Regions from separate parts of the Homo sapiens genome. Here region 1 is linked to region 2. Evidence: read pairs that join two places in POLR2A ChIA-PET (ENCODE). Cell type or tissue: GM12878. All regions are shown on one strand. Links, peaks and the distances in the headings refer to the core of each region. The heading gives the core; the rest is flanking DNA.

The links. ChIA-PET counts read pairs that join two places held together with the same protein. Peaks named below come from ENCODE experiments on the same cell type or tissue, not always from the same donor. Only the 100,000 strongest peaks of a DNase experiment are listed, where the experiment ranks them.
Region 1: POLR2A ChIA-PET joins it to region 2 with 6 read pairs; 3 of 35 experiments call an interaction of 5 or more read pairs at or near these places.

The regions. Positions count from the first base shown.
Region 1 is chr14:64,432,968-64,437,306 of GRCh38, forward strand. MTHFD1 (methylenetetrahydrofolate dehydrogenase, cyclohydrolase and formyltetrahydrofolate synthetase 1) reads left to right here. Exons shown (of 28, transcript NM_005956.4): 16 at 2,602-2,704. Among named protein-coding and RNA genes, the nearest start is that of AKAP5, 30 kb to the right of the region's middle. In GM12878, for the core only: no CTCF peak of the experiment used is centred there; no DNase peak of the experiment used is centred there.
Region 2 is chr14:63,862,505-63,866,843 of GRCh38, forward strand. The region is part of intron 1 of SYNE2 (spectrin repeat containing nuclear envelope protein 2); the gene reads left to right. Among named protein-coding and RNA genes, the nearest start is that of SYNE2, 12 kb to the left of the region's middle. RefSeq lists an enhancer at 1,868-1,927. In GM12878, for the core only: no CTCF peak of the experiment used is centred there; a DNase peak (open chromatin) is centred at 1,977; H3K4me3 peaks cover 835 bases; H3K27ac peaks cover 3,624 bases.

The sequences.
Region 1 (4,339 bases), core at 256-4,255, 570 kb after region 2:
TCCAGGCTGGTCTCAAACTCCTGGTCTAAAGCGATGGTCCTGCCTCAGCCTCCCAAAGTGTTGGGATTACTGGCGTGAGCCACCACGTCTGGCCACAAGGGATTTTTTGTTTTTGTTTTTCTGTTTTTTAATTTTTCAAAAATTTATTGGTTGGTTGTTTGTTTGTTTGTTTAAGACAGAGTCTCACTCTATCTCCCAGGCTGGAGTGCAATGGTGTGATCTCAGCTCACTGCAACCTCCACCTCTCAGGTTCAAGCAGTTCTCCTGCCTCAGCCTGAATAGCTGGGGTTACAGGTGCCTGCCACCATGCCCAGCTAATTTTGGTATTTTTAGTAGAGAGAAGGTTTCATCATGTTGGCCAGGCTGGTCTCGAACTCCTGACCTCAGGTGACCCACCCGCCTTGGCCTCTCAAAGTGCTGGGATTACAGGCGTGAGCCACTGTACCCGGCCTGTTTGTTTATGTTTTTGAGAAAAGCTTTTACTCTGTCACCCAGGCTGGAGTGCCGTGGTGCAATCACATCTTACTACAGCCTCAACCTCCAGGACTCAAGTGATTCTCCCACCTCACCCAACTAGGTAGCTGAGACTACAGCCAGGTACCACCATGCCCAGATTTTTATATATTGTGTAGAGACCGGGTTTTGCCGTGTTGCCCAGGCTGATCTCAAGCTTCTGGGCTCAAGCAATCTGCCTACCTTGGCATACCAAAGTGCTGGGATTACTTGCATGAACCACTGAGCTCAGCATTTTTTTTTTTTTTTTTTTTTTAAGAGATGAGGAGGCCAGGCGTGGTGGCTCATACCTGTAATCCCAGAACGTTGGGAAGCTGAGGCAGGTGGATCACCTGAGGTTGGGAGTTTGAGACCAGCCTGACCAACATGGAGAAACCCCATCTCTACTAAAAATACAAAATTAGCTGGGCATGGTGGTGCACGCCTGTAGCCCCAGCTACTCGAGAGGCTGACACAAGAGAATCGCTTGAACCTGGGAGGCGGAGGTTGCAGTGAGCTGAGGATGCCCCACTGCACTCCAGCCTGGGTGACAGACAGAGACTGTCTCAAAAAAAATTGGGTTTGTGTTTTACAACACTTCTTGGTCACTATGATACTATGATTATTTAGGTCTAGGCTTAGGGAAATCTTCTGGTGCTCAGTTATAGGGACAAACATGTTAATAATACCTTTGTACATGTGTGAGTAATGTGAATTTGCAGATATCGGGATAAAATCACTTTTGTCAGACCCAGAAAAAACAGGGCTGGGAAAACATGAAGAAGAGGAGGCTTACACTTACGTGTCTGTGATAAGAACTGTTTGCAAGGCCTGTAATCCCAGCACTTTGGGAGGCCAAGGCAGGAGGATGACTTGAGCCCAGCAGTTCGAGACCAGCCTGAGCAATGAAGCAAAACCTCGTCTCTACAAAAAAATTTAAAAACGAGCCAGGTGTGGTGGCATGCACCTGTAGTTATACCCAGCTACTCGGGAGGCTAAGGCAGGAGCATCCCTTGAACCCAGAAGTTCAAGGTTGCAGTGAGCTATCATTGGGCCACTATAATCTAGCCTAAGTGACAGAATGAGACCTCATCTCAAAAAAACAAAAGCAAAAATTGTTTCCAACAACTTTATAAAACCCCAAAAGAAATCCCTTCACGTCCTTCACACATCTCCTGCTTTGCACAGCTTGCACATTTCAAATGTATACTTATGTTTCCATGACAAGACTTATCACTAGACATTCTTCAGGATGGGAGTAATTCAGATAAGATGCTCTTGAAAGTACACTTATCCAGCAACGGCAACTGCACCAATGAATTGACAACTCTGGCTTTGAGCTTCTGGGAGCGATGAATTCTGTTTTTTTTTTTTTTTTGAGACAGGGTCTTGCTCTGTCACCCAGGCTGTAGTGCAGTGGCACAATCATGGCTCACTGCAGCCTTGACCTGAACTCTCTAAGCAGACTACGTGAAGCTCTCCCTCTTTTCTTTTTTTTTTTTTTTTTTTTTTTTTTGAGATGGAGTCTCACCCAGGCTGGAGTGCAGTGGCGTGATCTTGGCTTACTGCAACCTCTACCTCCTGGGTTCAAGCAGTTCTGCTGTCTCAGCCTCCCAAGTAGCTGGGATTATAGTCACCCACCACCATGCCCAGCTAATTTTTGTATTTTTTAGTAGAGACAGGGTTTCACCGTGTTGGCCAGGCTGGTCTCAAACTCCTGACCTCAGGTGATCTGCCCATCTCAGCTTCCCATAGTGCTGGGATTACAGGCTCAGCCACAGGCTGAGCTTCACGCCTAGCTGAAGCTCTCCTTCTTTGCTAGTAAAATCTTCCCTTCCCTCACTAGGCATATTTGTGGCATCCCAGGTTATAATCCTCGTTGCTCATTCCTGAATAAACTCAACCTACTTGGAGATAATTTTTTGTAATGTCTTTCTTTAGGCTGACAGTAGGAAATAACCCCCAGCTTTCAGTTTTTCCTTCTGAATTTAAGATGGTTTGCATTTCCTAGAGGGGATCCCATTTAGAGGTAGGGGTCAAAATTTTTGTCTTACGTTTATTGTGCTTCTGTTTGTCTTATTTTATGTTTTCATTTTCCTACACTTTCAGAGACTAGGCATTGAAAAGACTGACCCTACCACACTGACAGATGAAGAGATAAACAGATTTGCAAGATTGGACATTGATCCAGAAACCATAACTTGGCAAAGAGGTACCAGAGCAGTATACAAGCCCCGTTTGTTTTGGCTATATTGCACACCCTACACCCTCCAGAAGAGTTGTTAAAATGTGAGGCTCAGAAGCTTCCATGTTGGTATTTTACCAGCTAAGGCATGACCAAGATGGTGACATTATTTCTTTTTCTTGCCACCTCTCTCAGTATCTCTCCTTATTAGCTATCATCAAATCTCTTTGTTGGATTGGTCGAACATTTTGCTGGCTATTCAGTGTTGACTGAAATTAGGGTAGTTAAACCAAAAATCACATTTTACAAATTTAATTTTATGCAAAAAGTTTTAGTGTCATGAAGTAGAGAAATTATGTTTAATCACTTCTTGAATCATGTGTGACCTTTATTCTTAGAACTCTTGTGTGGCATAAATGACTTGATTTTTTTCTGTAGTTCTCTAGCTTACCTAATCTTTTTTTTTTTGAGATGGAGTCTCGCTCTGTCGCCCAGGCTAGAGTGCAGTGGCACAGTATCGGCTCACTGCAAGCTCTGCCTCCCAGGTTCACGCCATTCTCCTGCCTCAGCCTCCCGAGTAACTGGGACTACAGGCACCCGCCATCATGCCCGGCTAATTTTTTGTATTTTTAGTAGAGACAGGGTTTCACCATGTTAGCTAGGATGGTCTCAATCTCCTGACCTCATGATCCGCCCACCTCAGGCTCCCAAAGTGCTGGGATTACAGGCATGAGCCACCGCACCCGGCCTACCTAATCATTTTTTTACCTCATTTTATTAAATTCTCTTATAGCATATTAGGTAGCCTTCAAGGTTTAAATACTTACCAGTTCAGTAAGTAGGTTTCCTGGCTTCACTGCCATATGCTACTTTTCTCAATGCACAACTAGTGTAGCTTAGATTTCACTTTGCATCAACAATGCAACCTTCTATTCTGTATCACTATTGAGAAAGAATCTTCATCCACTCATGCAGAATAGAGCTGAAGGCCAGTTTATTGACTGTTTTTGTGATTTTCCTTGACTCAATAACCGTTGCTAGCTAATGGCCTTATTTAGATGACACTCTCAATGTCTAAAACCACATTGGAATTTCTCTTCCTTTGCTTCAATAGCTTTAGACAAATGGTATAATATTTTATAAGGAATAAGCTAAAAGTCCATTTTGAAGATTTAGTATCCGATTTACTTTTCTTTTGCTTCGTGTCTCATTCATGTTTTCTAAGCAACTAGAGGCAGTCATACCTATTGACTAGCTATTTTTTACAGAAATATTAGTTACATGAAACCTGATACTTTTTTCTTTTGAAAAATAAGGGTTGGCTTTAACAACACATTACAGCAAGAGTGGGGGGTGTGTGTGTCTGATTGCTATATAAGACACTGCTTTTGGTATGAAATTATGACAGTCTTTATGGAAAATAATTTGGCATATTATCAAGTGCCTTAAAAATGCTTCTCCTCCTTGACTCATTTAGAGTATGAACTGGGTTTTTTTGTTCATTTTGTGTGTGTGTGTGTTTTTACTTTGAAATTATTTTAATTTTGAAATAGAAAACATCTTGAAAAAAAAACCCACAAAATATATAGGCAAATTTGTACTCTGTGAGCTTCTCACATCCTTACACTGCTTCACCAATCTCTAAGATGAAAAACTCTGTTC
Region 2 (4,339 bases), core at 201-4,200:
GGATTAGAGGCGTGAACCACTGTGCCTGGCAAAAATAAGTATACTTGTCACTACCGTGAATACATTTTATTAAAACATTTTATTTACTGTCATTATGTTAGCAATATGTGCATTATACTTATAGATAATATTCTAGAATAGTAAGAAAGACTATACACGCATGCCCTGCCAAAATTGAATTGTTGCACTTGAAGGGGAAATTTTAATTTGAAAGGCAGGTTTTTAGGAAGGTAGATATTAGGTTTTGGGGCAGTTTTTATTAGAAGGTTTTGGGGCAGTTTTGTTTTTTTTTTGTTTTGTTTTGTTTTTTTGGAGACAGAGTCTCACTCTGTTGCCAGGCTGGAGTGCAGTGGCGTGATCTTGGCTCACTGCAGCCTCTGCCTCCTGGGTTCAAGTGATTCTACTGCCTCAGCCTCCTGAGTAGCTGGAGCTATAGGCATGCACCACCACACCTGGCTAATTTTTGTATTTTTAGTAGAGGTGGAATTTCACCATGTTGGCCAGGCTGATCTCAAACTCTTGGCCTCAAGTGACCTGCCCGCCTCAGCCTCCGAAAATGCTGGGATTATGGGCCTGAGCCACCGTGCCTGGCCTTGGGGCAGATTTTTAATATATGTAAATTAAGAATTCTCAGTACTCATTTCAGCAGTTATGTTGCCTCATTTGGAAAGAAAAGGTATTCAGCATGTGGGGATGCATAATACATTTTAAAAATCCGTTCGTCTTAGTCAATGTGCTCCATGGTGTCTTTTTTTCAAGGTTCGAGATGACACATTTAGTAGGAGATCAGGTTATGGGATAGTTCATGTTTGGAGAGGGGACAGAATTGATTTACAGACATACCACCTGTTTTCTCCTACTTTGGCTTTGGAGGACAAGTTGTAGTATCCTGAGGAAAAGCTGATTGTATCACTTATGACTGAGATTTTCATCTTTAGCCGCTTCTGTGTGATACATGAATTAATGGGTCATAACATAGGAGTTAGCTAATTTTCATTTTAAAATATTACTCAGAAGATATTTTTATCTTAATTGTACATTTCAACAACATAAATAAGCTGTTCAAGACTGTCTCCCATGCCTCCAAAACAAATAAAAACCCCCCACAACTCAAATGCATATAAGCTGTTACTATAGTATAATGGTGAGTTATAGCCAGTGTATGATGGGATTGTTGATAGAATAATGCATATTAGAGCTTTTAGTTCAAAAATTTGAGATAGTGATTCAGAAAGAAAAAAAGGAATGATTATCATGAATTCTGTTTATTAGAATTCTGTTTATTAAAGAGTTAAAGATATGTTTTATTTTTTTATCTTTATTATCATTATTTTTTCGAGATGGAGTTTCGCCCTTGTTGCCAGCGCTGGAGTGCAGTGGTGTGATCTTGGCTCACTGCAACCTCCACCTCCCGGGTTCAAGCAATTCTGCCTCAGCCTCCTGAATAGCTGGGATTACAGGCGCACGGCACCACGCTTGACTAATTTTTTGTATTTTTCGTAGAAACGGGGTTAGCCAGGCTGGTCTCGAACTCCTGACCTCAGGTGATCCACCCGCCTCAGCCTCCCAAAGTGCTGGGATTACAGGTGTGAGCCACGGCGCCTGGCCAAGATGTGTTTTATTATTTGCACTTGTGTAATGGCAAAGAAAATAGGTTACTAAGCTTGCTCTTGTTAGAATATCCTTTGTAGTCACTCATTTGATGATGTTGAGTAAGAATCTTTCCTCTGTTAATACGTCTTTGTTTAAAAGAAAATAAGTTACCTTTGTAGTCTTTGTACATTTTTCTTTGCAGAAAGTTTCCCCTCTGCTGGATAATAATTAATTTTATAAAAGTGTTTAATCCAGTACTGATTATATTCCCTTGTGAGCTGGATGAAAAGAAACTTCTGAATGTTTGTAACCACAGATTGATGATTTGGTTACAAAGACTCTCTGTTGGTGATGGTTTCTGAGAACTGGAAGGTAAGCTTGTTCCTTGGGTGAGTCATCATGTTGTCTTGCAGTCGGTCATGTGTTTTCTTAGCAACTGCTGTTGATTTCAGGTTTGAGCAGGGTGAGCATGTTTTGAAGTGATCCAACAGATTCTTTTAGGTTATATATGGCTGCTAAATCTTATACACTTACTGTTACTATTATGTGTCTTACAAGGAGTGAAAGATTGAATTCTTTTTTTATCTCTACCTTCCAAATCATTTCTTTTCTAATTTGTTTTTCAGGGGTAGTGAGGACTGGGAGTGGGGGTAAAAAAGGAGAAAAATAAATGAATCTGGGATATCATGAGTCTGCCTGTTTATGCCCCTGGACTAGAGCAGAACCAAAAGGACCTCCATGTGCTGATAGGGTTAAATATGATTTCCTGGGGTGTTGATCTTGAGTAATACTCCGTGTGCATACATTCTATAGGAACAAGTGAATTTTAGAAATGTCTGTGGTATAGTGTAGTGGTTAAAAGCTTGGGTTCTGAAATCAGTCTGACCCCTGGTTCAAATTCTAGCTTTGCCATATACTAGAGGTGTTATTTTGGGCAAATTACTTAACCTCTCTGAGTAGAGTTTCCTCATCTGTAAAAGTGAAACTAAAATCCCACGTACTTATATTACTGAGATAATACAGGTAACAGAAAGCATAGTACCTATAGAACACATGGTAACAAATGCTAGTTATTACATTCAGTTCAAGGGTGCAGTACACAAGGGGCTAGGTATCAGGTGTTTAGGGGACAGTCAGAAATGAATCATATATGAGCCCTAATTCTTCAGGAACTGGGGGAGATGGCCTTGTAAACAAGTCACTGTAGTATTATCTAGAATGGAAGAAGTGCCAACTGAAGTACAAGCAAGGTGCTGTGGGTGCATAAAGCAAGTGATGCCAACTTTGGGGAAGTTAGGGCTAATTTTGTAAAGCATTTGCCATTTGAGCTGAGGGTGTATTGCCAGGCCTAGAATGATGAGTAGGGCTTTTATGGGTGGAGAGTGGAGGAGAGTGATTCTCCTGCCTTAGCCTCCCAAGTAGCTGGAGGCTACTCCCAAGTGGAGGAGAGTAGATTTTGTATTTTTAGTAGAGATGGGGTTTCACCATGTTGAGCAGGCTGGTCTTGAACTCCTGACCTCAGGAGAATCACGTGAACCCAGGAGGTGGAAGTTGCAGTGAGCCGAGATCACGCCACTGCACTCCAGCCTGGGCAACAAGAGCAAAACTCTGTACCCACCCCCCCCCCAAAAAAAAAGAAAAGAAAAAAGAAATTTATCTGGCCTTTAAAAAAAAGAACACCAGGCTGGGCAACCAAGCAAGACCTTGTTTTTACAAATCAAAAACAAAAAACCTGTTTCCATCTACTTCTGAGATTCCTTTTTCTTTAGCATATCTTCTAGCTCATTAAAAAAGGATTTATGGATCTTCTTGGAAGATAACACTTCCAACAACAAAAATGTTCCTTCTGACCCTTTATCTCCAATGACTTGGATTACAAAATTCTTCAATTTTCTTTTCATGGAATTTCAGACTATAGTTTTGAGATTTCTAAGAAATATTTTTTTCCTTATCTCAAATCCTTCCCTGTAGAAATATCCCTGATATGTCCTCAGCCCCCAAAATACATATAATATGTTCTCAACCAACAAGAAACACCACTTAAGTTGTTTCCTCTCCGCTGGTGAACAATTAGAACACTGCTTTAAAAATGTCTTATGCATTCCACAACATTTTCCTGAGTAGAAACAAAACTCGAAACACCAAAGGAACTTGAGATGTCAGACTACTAAAACAAAAGAAAATCTCTGTGGTATTCTTTGGGTGAACTCTTTCAATTTACTTAAAAAGCTGGCCAACTAAGAGAGGTACTAAGATTTGCATCTGTTTTAAAACACTTATTTTGGCCAGGCATAGTTGCTCACACCTGTAATCCCACCACTCTGGAAGGCAAAGGTGGGAAAATCGCTTGAGCCCAGGAGTTCAAGACCAGCCTCAGCAACACAGCTAGACCCCATCTCTATTCTTTTTTTTAAAAAGCTTATCTCAGTATTTCTATATTCCTTTGGACAACCTACAGTGCAAAAAAAGTGAAATATCAGTGACACCTACTTTGTTATAGCTTAAAAGTGAGAACAGGTAAATTCTCTAACATACATGATCAAAATTGTAAGTTCTGTATTTGAAAATAATGATAAAACAGCAATAAGAATCACTGGCTGGGCGTGGTAGCTCATGTTGAAATCCCAGCACTTGGAGGCCAAGGCAGGAGAATCACTCGAGCCCAGGAATTCAAGACCAACCTAGGCAACATAGTGAGATCCCGTCTCTACAAAAAATTTAAAAATTAGCCAGGTGTGGTGGCACA